Regions from separate parts of the Homo sapiens genome. Here region 1 is linked to region 2. Evidence: read pairs that join two places in POLR2A ChIA-PET (ENCODE). Cell type or tissue: PC-9. All regions are shown on one strand. Each heading gives the region's core, and the rest is flanking DNA. Links, peaks and the distances in the headings are about the cores only.

Region 1 (8,000 bases), core at 1-8,000, 250 kb after region 2:
TGATCTTTGCTTGTAAATGAGGGTGTCAGATGTTGACCTGAATCTTCGTGCTTCATTTATATTGGCATTGTGAGGTTTTTGTCTCTTTTAAAACTACTTACAAAGTTTTTTTTTCTGTTGAAAAATTATTTTCAGGGACCACATAAAAAGAACAGGTTCTTAAATAAAATTTCAGAATGTACACATACAATATTTACTTCTAATAGATCTTTTTAGACATTTTGAAAATGTGGAAATTTTGAAGCTATCAGCTGGAAGGTAATCTTAGAGAAAACAAGGAGTAGGAGGTAGAAAAAGGAGGTGAAGCAAAAGACATAGTAAGAGTAGGGTTTCTTTTTTTTTTGAAACGGAGTCTTGCTCTGTTGCCCAGGCTGGAGTGCAGCGGTGCAGTCTTGGCTCACCACAACCTCTGCCTCCTAGGTTCAAGTGATTCTCCTGCCTCAGCCTCCCAAGTAGCTGGGACTACAGGCGTGTGCCACCATGCCCAGCTAAATTTTGTATTTGTGAGTAGAGAGGGGGTTTCATTATGTTGGCCAGGCTGGTCTCGAACTCCTGACTTCGTGATTCACCTGCCTCTGCCTCCCAAAGTGCTGGGATTACAGGTGTGAGCCACCATGCCTGGCAAGAGTAGGGGTTTTTATAAACCTTGGGAGAGAGAAGGAAACCTTGAGGAACTGTCATTTGTGTTCCTGTTAGAGGAGAGGTATGGGACAGTGGTTTTAAAAGGGGCTGATGCCATAATGTTTTTGAGTGAAGCTAGGATAATCTCATTGTGTATAAACTGGATTGGATTTGAGAAACACTCATCTATATCATTTGGCTTAAATAAAAGTTAGCTACCGGTCCATCTCACCCACCCCAAGTACCCAAGTTATCCTACATCCATTGTACAACCTGGAAAATGGAAGTCTAAGCCATAACATTAAAAGGCACTAGTATGGCATATCCATACAATGGCATACTATTCAGCAATAAAAAGGAGTGAACCACTGATACATGCTACCACATGGGTGAACCTCAAAAAGATGGTAAGTGAAAGAAGCCAGATCTAAGAGATTATATGTTGTGATTCCATTTATAGAAAATGGCCAGAATAGACAAATAGTAGTGACAGATAGTAGATTAGTGGTCGATTGGGATAGGGTATGGGAACAGGGATTAGCAGTAAATGGGAATGAAGGATTTTATTGAAGTGATATAGTGATTTCTAAAACAGATCTCAGTAGATCTTCAAAAGTTTCTACTGAGCAAAGGAAGATAAGTGGAAATTAATTCTACACAACTCATTATTACTAATTTGATGTGTGATATGCTACTAATATACTTTTCACTTAGTATACTCTATTACTTTAAGTGACAGTAAAAACCTCTATAAAGGCTGTAAAAAGTTAACAAGAATTTTTATTCCTCTAATTCTAGTTCTTTTAAAAGGTATTACTTTATTTAAAAATCCTAGATTCTATTACCTGTGGGAGATTTGGGAACACACCAGGCTGGGGTAAGGGACTACTGTAGAACAGTACTGAACCAAGACTGAGGGGCCTACTAAGGACAGGGAGCTGTGTTCTTAACATCCTTTCTAGCCAGAGGCTTTTGAGTTGGTATGCTTACTGAGGTCACTATGAGTTTCTAAATTTTATCATTCTGTGAATAAGCTTATATTTCTAAATATATTTAGATTTTTTTCTTTCTGCATGTGTTGTAGTTAGTTGTCTTTTTTTAACATAAGAAAAATAACGCAAAAATGATTAGAGCAAAATATGAAAGTCCCTTTTTACCTTTCTTCCCACTGTCCTTCCCAGAAGTACCTAGAATCAATAGTTTAGTGTTTATCTTAGACCCCTTATATGCTTACTTATGCATGCAGACACATACATAAACACTTTAGTCTTCTGTATAAATGAGATCATGATATATATATATTCATTGGTTAATGAAATATTTATTGTGCCCCTAGTATGTGCTAGGCACTGGGGATATCACAGACTCCTCTAGCTACTAGGGAGGCTGGAAAGCATAGTGTTTTAGCTAGGAACATTAACTTTCTAAGTAAAATCAGGGTTCTCTTAGTAAGGAAGGAGAAAATGGATATTGGATTGGCAACTAGCTGCCTCTGTCTCCTGGGACAACAATGGCAATAAGACTAGTTAGGACACTTTGAGAGTAAGCAATATGTTGGGTTTAATTGGGCTTGGGATTTTGTCAGAAGTGTGATGGAGAGATGCAGTAGATGCACTTGGAGGTGTATACAAGGAAGTTGTTACAGTTTTGGATGATGGATCTAGGTTAAGGGGAAAATTGAGGACATGAAGGATGTGATAGTGAAAGAGTTAGTTGTAGGGTCAATGGATCGGAAACTTTGATGGTGAAAATTGTAAAAGTAGGATTGCTAGCATATATAAATAAAGCTGGAAAGCTAGGAAGTGGTGGTCTCAATATAAAAGGCTTAAATGTGAGCCTTGGGAGATAGTTTAGTTATGGATATCACAAAGTTTAGGGTATGACCATGGAGTAGATAGCTGAAATAGGATGGAGAAAAAGATGTATTTAAGGAGGAGGTGAAGGAACTGAGAGAGTATGCCAATATTGAGACCTTCAGGAATGATCACTGGAGTAGTTGGAGAGAAATTAAAATTTAAGTGCCAAGTTTTTCTGTGAATGAAGGAGAGTGACAGAGAGGGGTCATGAGTGTTATAGTCTAAGGCTAAATACTTCAGAGAAGCTAGGTTGTTTGTTTGAAGAGAGATATTCTCTCTCTCTTACCCAGCCTGGAGTGCAGTGTTGGAATCGTAGCTCATTGCACTCTTGGATCCTGGGCTCTTAAGTGATCCACTTGCCTCAGCTTCCTGAGTAGCTGAAAGTATAGGAGCACACCACCATGACTGGATACTTGAAAAGTTTTTATTTCTGTAGAGATGAGGGTCTTGCTGTGTTGTCCAGGCTGGTCTTGAACTGCTGGGCTCAAACAATCCTCCTGCCTCTTCCTCCCAAAGTGTCAGGATAACAGGTGTGAGCCACCACGCTTGGCCGGAAGGAAGGATTTTTGAGAAATAATACAATCTATTTGGTGACTTCCTTTTTCCACTGAACAGCATATTTTTTTGGGTGGGGGGGTGGTGTGTATGTTTTTAATGTAGATACTCTTTTTTTTTTTTTTTTTTGAGACAGGGTCTCACTCTATCACCCAGGCCGGAGTGCAGTAGTGTGATCTCAGCTCACTGTAGCCTTTGTCTCCTGGGCTCAAGTGATCCTCCCACCTTAGCCTCCCAAGTAGCTGAGATTACAGGCACATGCCACCATGCCCAGTGTGTTGCCCAGGCTGGACTTGAACCTCTGGGCTCAAGCAATCCTCCCTCCTGGGCCTCCTAAAGTGTTGGGATTACAGGCCCAGCCCGTTTCCCCCAGTTTTAAAGGAATGCTGTGCTGAGCACCCACAAACATATGTGGGCAAATACAATCCCTTCAGTTAAATTCTTAGAAGTGAAAGTGGGAAATGGTAAGAGGCTGGGCACATTGGCTCATGGCCATAATCCCAACACTTTGGGAGACTGAGGCAGGAGGATCTCTTGAGCCCAGGAGTTTGAGACCAGCCTGAGCAATATAGTGAGACCCTATCTCTACAAAAAATAAATTAGTTGGACATGGTGGCACATGCCTGTAGTCCTAGCTACTCGGGAGGCTGAGGCAGGAGGATTGCTTGAGCCCAGGAGGTCGAGACTGAAGTGAGCTGTGATTGCATCACTGCACTCCATCCTGGGTGACAGAGTAAGACTCTTGTCTCAAAAAAAATAAAAAATAAAGCAGACATGGTTTTGTTGGATGTTAACAAATTGCCTTTTAAAAAGACTTTTTCAACTTACTCTCTCGACAACAGTATAGAGTCCATTTTCCTCAAATCCTTGCCAAACCTTTTTCATTGTTTTGATATTTTACTATCTGCTAGATTAAAATATCTCATTGTTTTAATTTACATTTCCTTGATTACTACAGAGCAGTAGCATTTATGTTAATCGACCATTTGTATGTTTTCCGTGATTTCTTGTTTATAAGACTTAAATCTGAAAACCAGTTCTATCTTTTGGGTATTTGTGATCTTGATTGCTAATGGCATGCTTTTTTGTTGTTGTTTTTCCATTCTATTATATATTTATTCTATTAAAAGTTTTCTGACATTTTATGGTGTTTTTAAATGGAAGGAGAGTATTAACACATGCTCAGTCCTTCATCTGGATATACATCTTAATGGAAAGGATTTTGTAGTATTGGTTCTTGTTATGTAAGGATGTGCAGTTAATGCATGTTGAAATGAAAAAATTCTAGGAAGATATTACTTCAGTATTGATATCTTTTAATGTTTTCAGTTTATATAAGACTTAGCCATCTTTGTCTTTTGAAATAGATTTATCTCTAAAAAATGTTATTTATTGGTTGAATTAAGCTTATTATATACACCATTATTTCTTCTGCTTTGCTTGTTAGATGCTTAACTTTGACTTCATGGTTCAATAATAGTTGCTTTGTTTTGATTTGGGAAACACATAATCCAGGATGGTCTTGTCTTCTTTGAATCATTGGACTCTGAAAGACTGAAGGTGGGGGAAAAGATTGAAGGTGGGGGAAAAGCAGCCTTGCTTCTAGACTATTCATTTTCCTGGTTTTTACATTGGGAAAGGTGAACTGCTTTCAGTTATTCTGTGGAGCATATGAGTGGCTTAGGCTTTCTTTGGATTGGTTTCTCGACCTATCCATTTTCTTTTTTTCTTCCTCCGTTCTGGTTCTCTTTTTAAAAAAGTAAATGAGGTCTTGCTATGTTGTCCAGGCTGGAATGCGTTGGCTATTCACAGGTGTACACTACAGACTGAAACTCTTGGCCTCAAGTAATCTTCCTGCCTCAGCTGGCTGAGTAGGTGGGGCTACAGGCACGTACCACCTTCCCTGGCCTTCTGGTTCATTTTCAAGGGGTATTTTCTCCCCATTGTGGGCTGAATTATTCAAGTAGTAAGCATGCAGTTTTTTAGTCCTTAGCCAGAGAACAGACTAGTCAGATATAGTCAATGGGTTACTGAAGTGATTAGTAGCTCTATAAGGCAGTCATTAACTTGTGAAGGGATATTTTAAAGGTAAGTAAACTTTTAGGACCTAATTATCTTCGAAATTACATTTTAAAGTTTCCTTTTATTAACTTACTGCCTTGAACTGTAAAATATTAATATAAAGTACTTTATTAAAATGAACATTGCACTTAAATCCATTTGGCTGTGTAGTGTATCATGAACTGAATGTTGAGCTGGCCTTTTTCTTATTTTTATTTATTTATTTAAAAAGTAGCTTTATTTATCTAGAAAGTTTAAAATATGTTGTTATACCACAGAACAAGCAGATTATTTTTAAAAGCTTTTTCTTATTCGATTATAAATCTTTCAAGATAGATCTGTTTGTTTTAGTCTCTTTAACTCCACTGTGTCTAATATAATATCTTGCACATAGCTCTTCACCAAGTACTTATCTAATTGAATTTCTAATCATCTAGTTTCACAGCCCCTTCTCTTATTAGAAATGACTTGTGAAGGATGTATATATGGCTGGTTCATGATACAGCTAGATATATTTTATGATTTCTGGGGATTTGGCTGGGCACAGTGGCTCACATCCCAGCACTTTCGGAGGCTGAGGTAGAAGGATCATTTGAACCCAGGAGTTCGAGACCAGCCTGGGCAATATAGTGTGTTGTGGGAAGTCAGGGACCCCAAACGGAGGGACCGGCTGAAGCCATGGCAGAAGAACATGGATTGTGAAGATTTTACGGACATTTATTAGTTCCCCAAATTAATACTTTTATAATTTCTTATGCCTGTCTTTACTGCAATCTCTAAACATAAGTTTCGAAGATTTCATGGACACTTATCACTTCCCCAGTCAATACCCTTGTGATTTCCCATGCCTGTCTTTACTTTAATCTCTTAATCCTGTCAGCCGAGGAGGATGTATGTCGCCTCAGGACCATGTAATAATTGCATTAACTGCACAAGTTGTAGAGCATGTGTGTTTAAACAATATGAAATCTGGGCACCCTAAAAAAAGAACAAGATAACAGCAATGTTTAGGAAACGAGAGATAACCTTAAACTCTGACCACTGGTGAGCCGGGTGGAACAGAGTCATATTTCTCTTCTTTCAAAAGCAAATGGGAAAAATATCGCTGAATTCTTTTTCTCAGCACGGAACATCCCTGAGAAAGAGAATACCCACCTGGGAGTGGGTCTCTGAACTGGCCCCCCTGGGCGTGGTCATCTCTTATAGTCGAGACTGCAGAGATGCAATAGACTTCAGTCTCCCATAGCGCTCCCAGGCTTATTAGGAAGAGGAAATTCCCACCTAATAAATTTTGATCAGACCGGTTGATCTCAAAACCCTGTCTCCTGATAAGATGTTATCAATGACAGTGGTACCCGAAACTTCATTAGCAATTTTAATTTCGCCTCGGTCCTGTGGTCCTATAATCTCACCCTGCCTCCACTTGCCTTGTGATATTCTATTACCCTGTTAAGTACTTGATGTCTGTCACCCACACCTATTCACACACTCCCTCCCCTTTTGAAAATCTCTAATAAAAACTTGCTGGTTTTTGCGGCTTGGGCATCACGGAACCTACTGACATGTGATGTTTCCCCTGGATGCCCATCTTTAAAATTTCTCTCTTTTGTACTCTGTCCCTTTATTTCTCAAGCTGGCCGATGCTTAAGGAAAATGGAAAAGAACCTACATGAATATCGGGACAGATTCCCTGATAGTAGTGAGACCTCGTCACTACAAAAAATTTTTTAAAAAATTAGCCGGGCATGGTCGTGCATGCTTGTGGTTTCAGCTACTCAGGAGGCTGAGCTGGGGAGATTGCTTGAGCCTGGAAGGTTGAGGCTGCAGTGAGTCGTGATTGCATCCCTGCCCTCCCACCTTAGCAACAGAGCAAGACCCCGTCTCAAAAAAAGAAAAAAAAAAAAAGATTTCCAGTGGTTTTTTTTTTTTGCTACACTATTGCTATTTTTTCTTCTTTCTTTTGAAATGTTATATAATTGAAGAAATGCCCACTTTTAGCATGTGCTAGCATATCTCTTTCTAGAACCAGAAAATAAGTATAGAATCTCATAGTATATCTTTAAGATATACAGGTAACAGGTGTGGTATTAAGGAGAAGGAAAAATTCTCAATAGAATGTTTAAATTTTAACTACATGAGGGAAGAACAGTTAATTTATAGGATGTTCAGAATCCAAGAACATTAGATATGGTTGTTGTCTCCTTTTGCTATTTATAACTACCCAGATGTGGAGAAACAGTTTTATCAAATAATGTGCTTTTCAAAGAAAAGAACACACTTGGAGCATTCAAAACACGATCAAATTCAATTAGAATAGCAGGTTACTCAGGTTATTTCTGCAGTGTGCTGTTTTTCCTCGTCTTATTGTTTAGGGTCAGGATCAGTAGTTATAAGGTTACTATATTAGTATAATTATTTTTATGGTTTAAGTATTAATAAAATCACTTAACTACTACTTGGAAGCCAAATTAAGGAATTTTCCAGAAGCTGTTACAACTGTTGTCTCTAGTATAAAATAAAATATTTTGTTAAAATATGTAATGAGTGAAGCTTTTAATAAATTAGAATAGCTTTATTTTTTTCTGCTTATGAACATAAGCAGAATTGTGCATTTCTGTTAATTGGGAAAAAACCTTCAGGTTATCAAAAAGTTTTAAAGCAGAAAGGGAAAATCGCCAGTAATCCTGCCACTTAATAAACATGTTTAAATGTTTATCAAAAATTTAAGCTTAAGACTTTTTAAAAAATAGATTTTAGATCACATTATGCATGCCACTTTTACTGCCCTTTTAAAATTTAGCATCTCGTATGAAGTTTTCCATATTAATATAGATCTATGTCAACATTTTTAATGGCTATATAGAATTATAGAAAATATTGTAATATATCACATATATGCCAATATTT
Region 2 (12,604 bases), core at 2,011-10,010:
AGGCCCCCTGCGAGCATGGAGAAGGCGCTGAAGCATCTGGAAGCACAGAGCACTGAGAAGGGGTGAGCCTTTCCGACAGAGTCGAATGGGTGTTTTTGACTGCACTATGAGAGGTACACACCCAGTCCCTGAGGGATGCAGCAGAGGTAAGGGCCTCCCAGGTGCCAGAAGGCCTGGTTACGCAGCTCAGAAGTGTTAGAAGCTGCCATGAATAGGGACCTCCAGGCATAGGCGGAGTGCCTGGAGGCCTGGCCACAGAGCTTGGAAAAGGAATTAGAAGCTGCTGTGAATGCTATCCTGGGTCCGTCATCTTGGCCAGAGAGACTCCCACTTGGTCTGGGTTTGCACCATAAAGAAGGAGAAGATGCCCCACTCGCAGGGGGCCCCCCCATGGGAGGAAAGGGGGTCCCACTGAGTGACACGCTTACAGATGTGGGTAGATTTGATTTTGGCTGGGGTTGACTGAGAGAAAATTAATAAGCAGCCCAATGAAGTACTATTAACTTTGTGGAGACAGTTGTCTCCAGAGCAGCAATTCCAGAAAATGTCCAAGGGGAAGAAGGACACTGCTGCGTGACCTGGTCCCACCTGGGTGCTTCAGCTCAAAGACTATGTGCTGCAGCCAGACAGGGGTGTAAAGCCTTTTGTGTTTGATGAGGGAGCTGGCCGAGGTGCCCGGCTTGGGGGAACACCGGATGACAGGAGGCCACATGTGAAATTAGCAATTCACTGGTCCCCCACCAACGTACAGCAAGTGCTGGTGCTGGTAGACACCAGTGCAGATGTATTCTGCGGGTGGATGTTTTACACAGCTTGGCAGCTATGCCATCAATCGTGGATTTGATGGACTGTTTGATGATAGAACTGGAACCGTACCACTGTGTGGTGGACTTGGCTAATGCATTCTTTTCCAAAAAGCCAGGAACAGCTTACCTTCACGGGAAGGCGACTGTGGGCTTTCACAGTGCTGCCGGAGGGCTATATGCAGAGCCTCACCATATGTCATGGTCTTGTTAATGATATTATGCTAACCTCTGATTCTCTTGCAGATTTAGAAGTGGCAATGCTCCCCTTGCCTAGAATTAAGATGATGAGGCTGAGACAGCCTTTCTGGCAGCCAAGCAGGCTATTCAGCAGGCACAGGCCCTACTGGTAATTAACCAGGGGCACCTATTTAAACTTGATGTGCATGTGACCACAGATAGTTTTGTCTGGGCCTATAGCAGCACATGGAGAGCTTGAGAACGCCAGTAGGCTTTTCATCCCAACTATGGAAAGGAGTTGAGCTCCAGTATTCATTGATAGAGAAGTAGTCAGTAACTGCATATGCTGCCCGTCAGGTTTATGAGAGCATGGTAGGACAGGCTACAGTCATTGTGCAGACAACTTACCCAATAGCGGAATGAGTGTGTTCATGGATAACAACCCCCTGGATGGGGAAAGCAGTTAGTAACTGCATATGCTGCCCTTCGGGCTCATGAGAGCATGGCAGGATGGGGACGGGCTACAGTCGTTGTGTGGACAACTTACCCGAGAGCGGGATGGATGAGTTCATGGATAACAGCCTCCCAAACGGGGCGGTGCAGACATCCACTTTGGCAAAGTGGGGTGCCTACTTGGAGCAGTGGCGTACGCTGAGCACAAGTCCCTTAGCAGTAGAGTTGCAAGAGATCTTGGGACCTGTAGTCCTAATGCAAGACAAGGCCATGGGGCCTGAGGCACCTTTAGACCCTGAACCTTCACCATTTAAGGAAGGGCGTCCCCCTATTCCCAATGGGGTATGATACACAGATGGGTATGATACACAGATGGGTCCCCCCATACCCAGTGGGGTATGATACTGCTGCCTGGACCACTCTTGCGGTCCAACCTAGTACTGACACCATGTGATTTGAAACTGGATGTGGACAGAGTAGTCCATGGGCTGAACTTAGAGCAGTATGGATGGTGATCACCAAGGAGGTGACACCTGTGATAATCTTTACCAATAGCTGGGAGGTCTATCGAGGCTTAACCTTGTGGTTAACTACCTGGAAAATACAGAAGTGGCTAGTTGGCCAGTGAACCATATGGGGCTAAGCAATGTGGCAAGACCTCTGGGAAATGGGTCATCAGAAAGAGGTAACTATCATCTGTCAGGCCATATGCCTTTGGCCACCCCTGGCAATGATGAGACAGATGCTTTGGCCAAGGTCTGATGGTTAGAGACAGCACCTACTTGAGATGTGGCCTTGTGGCTACACTGGAAACTGGGGTTAAACTAATGCAACAGGTCAATAAGTGTTGGGGTCTGTCCCTGCCCATGCAAGATATTTGGGAGGCTTGTCAGAAATGCCCAGCATGTGCTCAGGCATACCCTAAATGGAGACCGCTACCCAGTGTTACACAGCAAGTAGTGATACAGCGAGTGCCCTTAACCAGGTAGCAAGTAGACAAGATCAGGCCCCGATGGATTTTGTGCCCCCTGGGAGTTTATGGGTCTGTGGTGACACAGGGTGTCCTTACCTACCAGTGGACTGGACTGAATATTGTACCTAGGGGTGGCCTTATGTACCTGCCACTGTTCTCCCCAGATGCCCATCCCAATAATGGGGAGGCACTACATTCTCAGTTTTTGCCAGTGCAACAAGCCCCCTGGTGGTTCTACCCCTTGGCAATGACTGTTCTTGGAGCGGGTGTCATAACTGTAGAAGCACAAGTTACTGCTCTTGCAGAGCACACCGCTTGGGCTCTGAATCACACCCAAGTGGCTCTCCTCCTGTTAACAGATGAGGTTGATCAGATCAGAAAGGTGGTGTTGCAAAACTGAATGGCCTTAGACTTAATGACTGCTGTCCAAGGAGGCACCTGTGCTCTTTTAGGAACACAGTGTGGTACCTTTATCCCTGACAATTGGCAGAACATAACAGCAGCCCTGCAAGGAGTCTCACGGGAGATTAAGGTAGTCAGGAGCCTTACTGACAACCCCCTGCAGGGTGGGCATCCCTGGGCTCTAGCCTATGCTGGGCCCTAATAGTCAAAAGTAGCATAGCTGGGATCCTAGTAGTGAGCTATTGCTCTCCGTGTGGTTGTTGTGGGTTATGGATTCAGGGCTCCAGTCTCTGGGCATGTGTCCCTGCCTGGAGGATGGCCTTGGCCTAGGGGGTGGAGTATAAGGGTCCAGTCTCTGGGCACTTGTCCCTTCCTGGAGGATGGCCTTGGCCTGGGGGTGGAGTATAAGGGTAATGGTTCTGCTTTAGTCAGGAATAGGCTGAAGTGGCCTTCCAGCACAGCATGACTCAGCAGGTTTGGAGCACAGGTGCACAACTCTGCACGTTATGTAACCATGCCATGTGAGGCACATTAGGTAACCAGGTGTGCTCTTGCTTGGCTCAGAGCCATTATTGTCTGTAAAAGGTGTAACTATCCAGCTGATGCTATACATACAGCTTGCGCCCACCACTTGTACCCATGGCTTGTGCCCAAGCTCACTTGTGCCCAGAGAGAAAAAGCCATGTCGAAAATCCCTATATGATTCCTTGAGTGTTCTTTCAGCTGCCCGCCACTGGTCCACCAACTCCCCTCAGACCTCAGTTAGAACATGACACTTTAAAATCATCCCTGGCCAGGTGTGGTGGCTCACGCCTGTGATCCCAACACTTTGGGAGGCTGAGGCAGGCAGATCACGAGGTCAAGAGGTGGATCACAAGGTCAAGAGATTGAGACCATCCTGGCCAACATGGTGAAACCGTGTCTCTACTAAAAATACAAAAATTAGCTGAGCATGGTGGCGCACACCTGTAGTCCCAGCTACTCGGGAGGATGAGGCAGGAAAATCGCTGAAACCCAGGAGGCAGAGGTTGCAGTGAGCTGAGATCGTGCCACTGCACTCCAGCCTAGTGACAGAGCTAGACTCCATCTCAAAGAAAAAAAAATCATCCCTTTGTGAAAAACAAAGCAAAACCCGAAAAAACGCATCCTTGAATTATCCTAATTGTGCTATTTTCTGTTGTGAGCCTGATCGGTACATTACCCTTTTCTTCTTCAAGCACTCTATTAGATATTCTTCAGAAATCTACATTAATGTATGAAATAAGATGGACATAGGTTCTAATACCTGTTCTGGAAGCTAATTATTGGGGAAAGTTCTTTAGCTTCTTTGAGCTTCAATTTCCTTATCTGTACTATGGATGTCTGATAGTTGTTGTAAGGATTAAATGAGATGATGTGTATAAAATGACTGGCATGTTATCTGCGGTAGACCCGAATATGCTGCACTATATCCCTCTTCAAGGAGGACTAGTTGCCCTAATTGATGAGGGTGTTGCCAGCAGACAAATTCTAGCTGTCATCTCCTTTAGGATTTGCCCTAGTTGCTTAGCGAGCTGCTTTACCCAAGGCCTTGCCGTTCTTGGAGCAGCTCATGTGAGGTGACTGAGCAAGGCATGGGTATAAAAGTTTGGCCATTTTGGCCCACCATGGGAAACACTGATGGGTTATGTATGTTCCAGAGGTCCCCATGGATTGGCTGAAGCTTTGTCAGACCTATATAGCTTTCAGGCTTTCCCTCTGTTCAGTGTTTCTTCCTTCTAAGGAATTGGTGCCAGGAATGACCCAAAAATGCAGGTGGTAAGATGGGATTTTAAACCTGGATCACTCACCACCTTGTTGGCCATAAGGAACTCATCACTGGTGATAGAAGGAGCAGAGACAACACCTGGCACAAGGTTGTTAAAACTCTTACCAGTGGCTGGGTGCGGTGGTTCACACTTGTAATCCCAGCACTTTGGGAGGCCTAGGCAGGTGGTTCACCTGAGGTCACAAGTTTGAGACCAGCCTGGCCAACATGGTGAAATCCTTTCTCTACTAAAAATACAAAAACTAACTGGGCGTGCTGGTGGTGCATGCCTGTAATCCCAGCTACTCAGGGGGCTGAGGCAGGAGAATCGCTTGAACCCAGGAGGCAGAAGTTGCAGTGAGCTGAGATCACGCGACTGCACTCCAGCCTGGGCAGCAGAGTGACGCTCCGTCTCAAAAGAAAAAAAACCAAAAACCTCTTACCCGTGATGAATTAGGGTTTTTTTAGACATGGAGGGGAATTCACTAGCTGGTTCAATGTATTCAGCATTTGGGAGGTATAGGAGAAACTAACTGTTTCTATTATGGAAATCGAGTGACTATAATGGAATTGAGTGACTATTGCTAAATTCATGGATATGTTAGAAAAAGACAATAAAAAGCTGCAGGCATTTAACAGGCAATGAAAGCCAAATGTGAAAGCTTACAAAGAGGCTTTCAATTCCTACAGCAAGAAGGCAGAAAAAGCTGAAGACCTGAGCTGGGAATTAATACAGCCATCAAGCTCCAGAGAAAATTAAATGACCACGATAGGTCCAATACGCTAAGGTTAGTAGAACTCTGGCACTTAGGATGGGGACATGTGGGTATATTTTGAACTCCCAGACTCCTCTAAATCCTCTGAGCATTCAGAAGTTGTGCCCTTCTCCTCTTAAGAGCTAGCACCCCCACCTCCCTCGCTTGTTTGAAGGCAATGCAGAGAACTCAGACCCTCAAGATAAAATGTGCCTCCCTCATGTTGTGCCAAACCCCTATCAACTCCAGTGGGGATGGCACCAGGTTCAAGAGGCCAAAAAAGAGACCCAGAGCCAGCAAATGAGACATGGGGTTTTACTGGGGGCTTACATACAGGGGAGAGTCCAGCAGCGGCGGGCTGGACAAGAGAACAGGTCCAGTGGTGGTGAACAGGTCCAGTGGTGGTAGGCTGGGCGGGAGAATTGCAGCCGCTTGCAAAAGGCCTGCAGTTTCTATAGCATGTTCACTTAGTACCCTCCCCCTAACAACCTCCACCTGACAACCTTCATTTAACCCTAAACCCAATGCTTTGATCCCCTGTACAGCCCGTGTTCCACGGGATGCGCCAGAGGCTCAAATGTTCCTCATTGACAAGAAACGAGTCTGTGGTTTGGCCACTTCCCAATTCCCTAGCTCAGAACACACATTCAGGTGTGTTTGCCATACAGGGTCATTCTCAGGGTAAGCTTAAGTTATTGCTGTCAGGTGTTCTTACCATACACCTCTGGATCTGCCCCACCTCTGTTGCTAACCACAAGGACTACAACTAGAGTTAAGTCATGGGCCGGGCCACAGTGGCTCATGCCCATAATCCCAGAGCTTTGGGAGGCAGAGGCAGGAGAATTGCTTGAGGCCAGGGGTTTGAGACCAGCCTGCACAACATAATGAGACCTTCATCTCTGCAAAAAAAATAATAAATAAATAAAATAAAATAAAATTACCTGAGCATGGTGATGCACCTCTGTAGCCCTAACTACTTGAGAGGCTGAGGTGGAAGGATCCCTTGAGCCGTGGAGTTTGAGGCTGCAGTGAGCTATTATTGCACCACTGCACTCCAGCCTGTGTGACAGAGAAAGACCTGATCTCTTTAAAAACAAACAAACAAAAAACCCAGAAATTTATTCTCACACGGTTCTGTTGGTCAGAAATCTGAAATCATTTTCACTCAGCCAAAATTAAGGTGTCAGGCCAAGGTCATATGTAATGCGTGTGATTACATTTAGGGCCCACCCAGGATAATCTCCTCACTGCAAGATCCTTAACTTAATTACACCTGCAAAGACACTGTTTCCATATAAAATAACATTTACAGGTTTCAAGGATTGGGATCTAACATCTTTAGCGGCTACTAGTCAACCTACTACAGGGGCAAATCTGGGTTTTCTCTCTTGTCTCAACAAGGAAGTGTGGTCTTTGGAAAGGAGTAAGGAGACAGAGACTTTGTTTGCACAGTGACACAATGAAGAAGTTGTGTTTTGGGTGGTAGGTATTTACTTATTTATTTATTTAGAAATAGAGTTTCACAGCCTGGCGCGGTGGTTCACGCCTGTAATCCCAGCACTTTGGGAGGCCAACGTGGGTGGATCAGGAGGTCAGGAAATTGAGACCATCCTGGTTAACACGGTGAAACCCTATCTCTACTAAAAATGCAAAAAATTAGCCGGGTGTGGTGGCGGGTGCCTGTAGTCCCAGCTACTCGGAAGGCTGAGGCAGGAGAATGGTGTGAACCTGGGAGGCGGCGCTTGCAGTGAGCCGAGATGGTGCCACTGCACTCCAGCCTGGGTGACAGAGCGAGACTCCGTCTCAAAACAAAACAAAAAAACGAAATGGAGTTTCACTCTTTCACCCAGGCTGGAGTGAAGTCATGCCATCTCAGCTCACTGCAACTTCTGCCTCCTGGGTTCAAGTGATTCTTATGCCTCAGCCTCCCAAGTAGCTGGGATTACAAGTATGCACCACCATGCCTGGCTAATTTTTGTATTTTTAGTAGGGACGGGGTTTCTCTATGTTGGCCAGGCTGGTCTTGAACTTCTGACCTCAGGTGATCTGCCCGCCTCAGCCTCCCAAAGTGCTGGGATTACAGGCGTGAGCCACCACACCCGACCAGTAGTTAATATTTTAAAAGAAGATTTGGTTTGTCATGTGATGTTTCATTCTGCAGGAGCTGAAGGACGCAAGAGTCTCCAAATGATGTGTAGCTTTTCAAAGATCTCGTGCTTCCTCTTCCATGATGAGGGAGTTCTACAAGGAGGTAGAAGTTTAAAGAGACCAAGAAAATGGTTAGGGAGAAGAGGGAGGGAGACCAAAGAGAGGCAGAGAGAGAGAAAATGCAATTGGTCAAATGTTTCCTGGGACTGATCTGCATTCACACACCCTCCCAGTTGATCTAGGCATTGTGTTTATTCTTCCCAGGTGATGGAGAGGTGTTCCTGCGGGTGACTGTAATTACAGGCTATAGGAGGTGGGGTACAGATAGTCAGAGATTGTTAAAATCAGCTCTGTCCATTCAGCAGAGAGGATAGTTCACACATGCTAATATTTCATGCACCAGAGACTTCACTAGATGCTGGTGCTTAAGCTAGGCTGTGTAGGCTGAGAAGTATTCAGACAAGTTATGAGAAGAGTGTTCAGGCAGGGCCAGTGGCAGAGGTAAGGAAAATCAGCCAGGCGCGGTGGCTCACACCTGTAATCACAACACTTTGGGAGGCCTGAGGTCAGGAGTTCGAGACCAGCCTGGCCAACATGGCAAAACCGTCTTTACTAAAAATACAAAAATTAGCCAGGCACCGTGGGGGGGCGCCTGTAATCCCAGCTACTTGGGAGGCTGAGGCAGGGGAATTGCTTGAGCCCTGGAGGCAGAGGTTGCAGTGAGCTGAGAACACACCACTGCACTCCAGCCTGGGCTACAGAGTGAGACTCCGTTTCAAAAAAGAAGTAAGGAATCTCAGAGGTACTAGGACTCTTGGAGAAAGACATTTCTAGAGCATAGCACTAGTGGGGGGCAGTGGATTAATCTACCCTTTCAGCCTGATAATCTAGCCCCAAGCACTATTAGACACATTACTTAAGGAAGCAGTTAATAACTTCACACAGCATTTCAACTTGGTGGGTCAGTCCTAAGTGTGAATTTTGTTTTTCTTCACTGACTCTAACACAGTTATTGTCTTTTTGGTCCAATATTATCAAATTTCATTACCTTGTTAATCGCCAGATTTTTTTTTTCATTTTTAAATAAGTGAAGCATATGTGGAATTCTAAAGAACTCAGCTCATTTATTTCCTTTGAAAAATCTTATTCCTGCACCAATAAACATCATTATAATGCACCCAGCCAATTTCATTTCAGAACAAGTTGGTACATTACTCAAGTATTGATCACTTGCTTTGTCATCTTATCAGTTAATTATTGTTATGGTTACAAGTTCCTCAGACTTGAGGCTTGGTGATATTTTCTCTTTCTTCTGGATCAGCACATGGAGTACAGCACACAGCCCATAATAGGCCATTAATAAGTGTTAATTGATATTTCATACCTGAGTTGGGCCAAAGCATCAAATTCTTTATGTCAAGGTACAGTTTTAACCTAAATGTAATAATAATAGTATAATAAGCCTTAACTTTAGCCTCAAAGTCATTAAAAATCTAACTTTTTGGAACACTCATTTTTAGCTTATTATCTTTTTTTGTAACAAATGCCATTGTCAGAGGAGTGTGAACCAGAGCAACTCCATCTTAAATAGGGGCTGGGTAAAATAAAGCTGAAGCCTACTGGGCTGCATTCCCAGACTGTTAGGCATTCTAAGTCACAGAATGAGATAGGAGGTCGGCACAAAATACAGGTCATAAAGACCTTGCTAATAAAACGGGTTGCCAGTAAAGAAGCCAGCCAAAACCCATGAAAACCAAGATGGCGACAAGAGTAACCTCTGGTCGTCCTCACTGCTACACTCCCAACAGCGCTGTCACAGTTTATAAATGCCATTGGCAACGTCAAGAAGTTACCCTATATGGTCTAAAAAGGGAAGGTATGAATAATCCACTCCTTGTTTAGCATATAAGCAAAAAATAACCATAAAAATGGACAACCAGCAGCCCTTGGGGCTTCTCTGTCTATAAAGTAGCCATTCGTTATTCCTTTACTTTCCTAGTAAACTTGCTTTTACTTTATAAACTCACCCTGAATTATTTCTTGCTTGAGATCCAAGAACCCTCTCTTGGGGTCTGGATTGGGACCCCTTCCCTGTAACACAATGACTCATTTTGTTTATAATATAGGCAAAATTATAGAATGCTGGAATTGTGAGGAATTTTAGGGATAATCTAGCCTAAAGCTCTCATTTTATACCACGGGAAACTGAGGACCAAAGACATAAAGTAAAAGTTGGGTGTGGTGGGTCAGATCTATAATCTGGGCTTGAGGCCACGAGACCAGCCTAGGCAAGAGAACCTGTCTCTTGAAGAATTTTTTTTTTAATTTTAATTAGCCAGACCTGGTAGCATGACTGCAGTGCCAGCTACTTGGGAGGCTGAGGTAGGGGGATCACTTGAGATCAGTAGATCGAGGCTGCAGTGAGCTGCGATCATGCCACTGCACTCCAGCCTGGGCGACAGAGGAGACTCTGACTCAAAAAAAAAGAAGTGACGTGCCCAGGGTCATACAATGGGGATCTGAGCTGGAGGAAGGGGCAGGTCAGCTGAGCAGCTGACCAAGACCCCAGTTTATAACAGATGCCAAAACATCCCTGGGTACCAAAGTATTGCTAGAAATTTAACAAGGTGGGCAAAATTGTGTATATCAGAACTCTTCTGGGACAGAGTACTCTAGTTGTTGTAAGGAATACTGTGATGAATAATGAAAGATGAGAATGAACAACAATGAATGTTCACTCAGCAGTTTCCTAAGGAGATGGGGTTGGACAAACAAACGGCTTTTGTTTTGCAGAATGGAGTATGCAAGTTTGAGTCCAGGCTGAATTGCCCTGGAAAATAAAGGTGAGGGTTAGTACTGCTACCTCTGGTGCTCCTTCCAGCCCTTCCCCTTCATGGCACTCAGCTGTCCTCTAACTCATGGTTGAACAACAGTTAAAGAAAGCTGATTTGATGTAAGTGTGCTAGTGTCTCTTAGCTACACCTTTTATAGCTGAGCCTAAACTCTGAGAAGCTGGGGCTAGGACTTGTAAACCACACTTTGCCTTTGCCAGCCTTGCCCCGTTAGACTCTGCTGTAAAGGGCCCTAGAGAAAGCTGGAACACTGGCGGAGGGAGAGGGAATCTGTTGCTTCTGTTTGCCTCCTGTCGTGTCAGCAACCCCCAGCAAAGGCCATTCACCTTGACAACAGCAGTTGGTGCCAGTTTCCAGATTTAGGAAGGCTCTCTGAGAACATGCCCAGATGCAAAGCTTCTAGGTTTTGACAACCCTATCCTCTTCCCTTTATTCCCCCACCCCTGGGGGGAGGTAGCTGCTTATAGTAATTCTCTCTGTTATCTCCTTACTCTCTTTTTTCAGTCCTCTAGTGCCTATTTAACTAATTCCCTATATTACATTCTCTCTGTTAAAGTGTCTGGTGTGAATTCTGTTTCTGAAGGGACTCAACTGCTGAAAGGTGCCATTAACTTGCTCAGGGTTCCTCCAAGTCAATCCAATCCTAAATGGGAATAATAATAGCTATCATTTATTTGAGGACCTACTATGTGCTCAGCACTTAAATAAATTCTGTCATTTAATCCTCAAAACAACTCTGGGGTGTATTACACCTATTTTAACAGATGACAAACAGGCTCAGAGAGGTTTAAATAGGTTATTTATAGTTACCAAGCTTGTTAGTGATAGAGTGGGAATTCAAACTTGCATTTTTCTGACTGCCAAACCTATGCTATTTTTTAGTTTAATTTTTAAATATACTTTCTGATATGGTTTGGCTGTGTCCCCCTCCAAATCTCACCTTGACTTGTAATAGTCTCCACATATCAAAGGTGGGGCCAGGTGGAGATAATTTAATCATGGGGGCGGTTTCTCCCATACTGTTCTTGTGGTAGTAAGTGTCCCAAGATCTGGTGGTTTCATAAATGGGAGTTCCCCTGCACAAGCCCTCTTGCCTGCCGCCATGTTAGACGGGTCTTTGCTCCTCCTTTGCCATCCGCTGTGATTATGAGGCCTCCCCAGCCATGTGAAACTGAGTCCGTTAAACCTCTTTTTCTTTATAAATTACCCAGTCTCCAGTATGTCTTTATTAGCAACATGAGAACAGACCAATACACTTTTTTTATTAGAAGAGTATTTTATATTCTTTATAATAAGTTGAACAATAAAAAGTTAACATATAAAATACATGTTAATTTCTCCCTTCTTCCCTGTAATACCTTCACCACTCCCGTATCACCATTCCCCAGCCCACGCCCCAGTTAACCAGTATTAACACCATATTGTGTAACTTGTCACACTTTTTTTCACTAATACAAAAATATAAGCATACAAAGGCCTTATTTTTCCTTAATTTAATTTAATTTATTTTATTTCTTTTAGAGACCAGGTCTTGCTATGTTCCCAGGCTGGCTTCAAACTCCCAGGCTCAAGGGATCCTTCTACCTTAGCCTTCCCAACAGCAGAAACTACAGGCATGCAACACCACACCTGGCTGTTTTCTCTTTCGTAAAACAAAAACAAGGGCGTGCAATATACATTACTGTGCAACCTGCTTTTTCACGTAAAGAGTATTTCATTGTCATTCCTCCTGGTTGGTACTGTAACTGGAACCACGTTCGGCTGCTTGCTGCTCAAAAGCCAAACAGGAGAGACGAGGGTTGGTGGGAGGAAAAGCAGGTTTAACTGGAGAGCCAACAAACTGAGATACGAAAGTGCTAGTTTATAAATTTTTATAATTTACCATAGGGTTTTTAAAGAGAAGTTTGGTGTGGGAGACATAGAGGAGTGCAGCAGAGTGCAGCTCTGGGCCTTTGTTCTGATGGCTATCTTGGGTCATTGTCTCTCTGGAGGTCTGCTTGGCATTATCCTGACTTTGGCCTGATGGTGGTGACCTAATTGTTCTGACTCCCCCTAAGTGGGAGGATTCCTTACGGAGGATTCCACAGGGGCTTCCTGCATGGTTTCTTTCCAGATTAGCCTCTGGAATTTTTTTTTTTTGAGACAGAGTCTCACTGTGTCACCCAGGCTGGAGTGCAACGGCATGGTCTCTGCTCACTGCAACCTCCGCCTCCTGAATTCAAGCAATTCTCCTGCCTCAGAAGCCTACAGGC

Evidence for each region. ChIA-PET counts read pairs that join two places held together with the same protein. Peaks named below come from ENCODE experiments on the same cell type or tissue, not always from the same donor. Only the 100,000 strongest peaks of a DNase experiment are listed, where the experiment ranks them.
Region 1: POLR2A ChIA-PET joins it to region 2 with 5 read pairs; 2 of 35 experiments call an interaction of 5 or more read pairs at or near these places.

What each region holds. Positions count from the first base shown.
Region 1 is chr11:74,792,077-74,800,076 of GRCh38, forward strand. The region is part of intron 2 of RNF169 (ring finger protein 169); the gene reads left to right. LOC124902715 (a long non-coding RNA gene) reads right to left here and starts at 2,894. Exons shown (of 3, transcript XR_007062779.1): 1 at 2,764-2,894. In PC-9, for the core only: no CTCF peak of the experiment used is centred there; no DNase peak of the experiment used is centred there.
Region 2 is chr11:74,540,910-74,553,513 of GRCh38, forward strand. No RefSeq gene overlaps it. Among named protein-coding and RNA genes, the nearest start is that of POLD3, 45 kb to the right of the region's middle. In PC-9, for the core only: no CTCF peak of the experiment used is centred there; DNase peaks (open chromatin) are centred at 3,302, 6,022 and 6,800.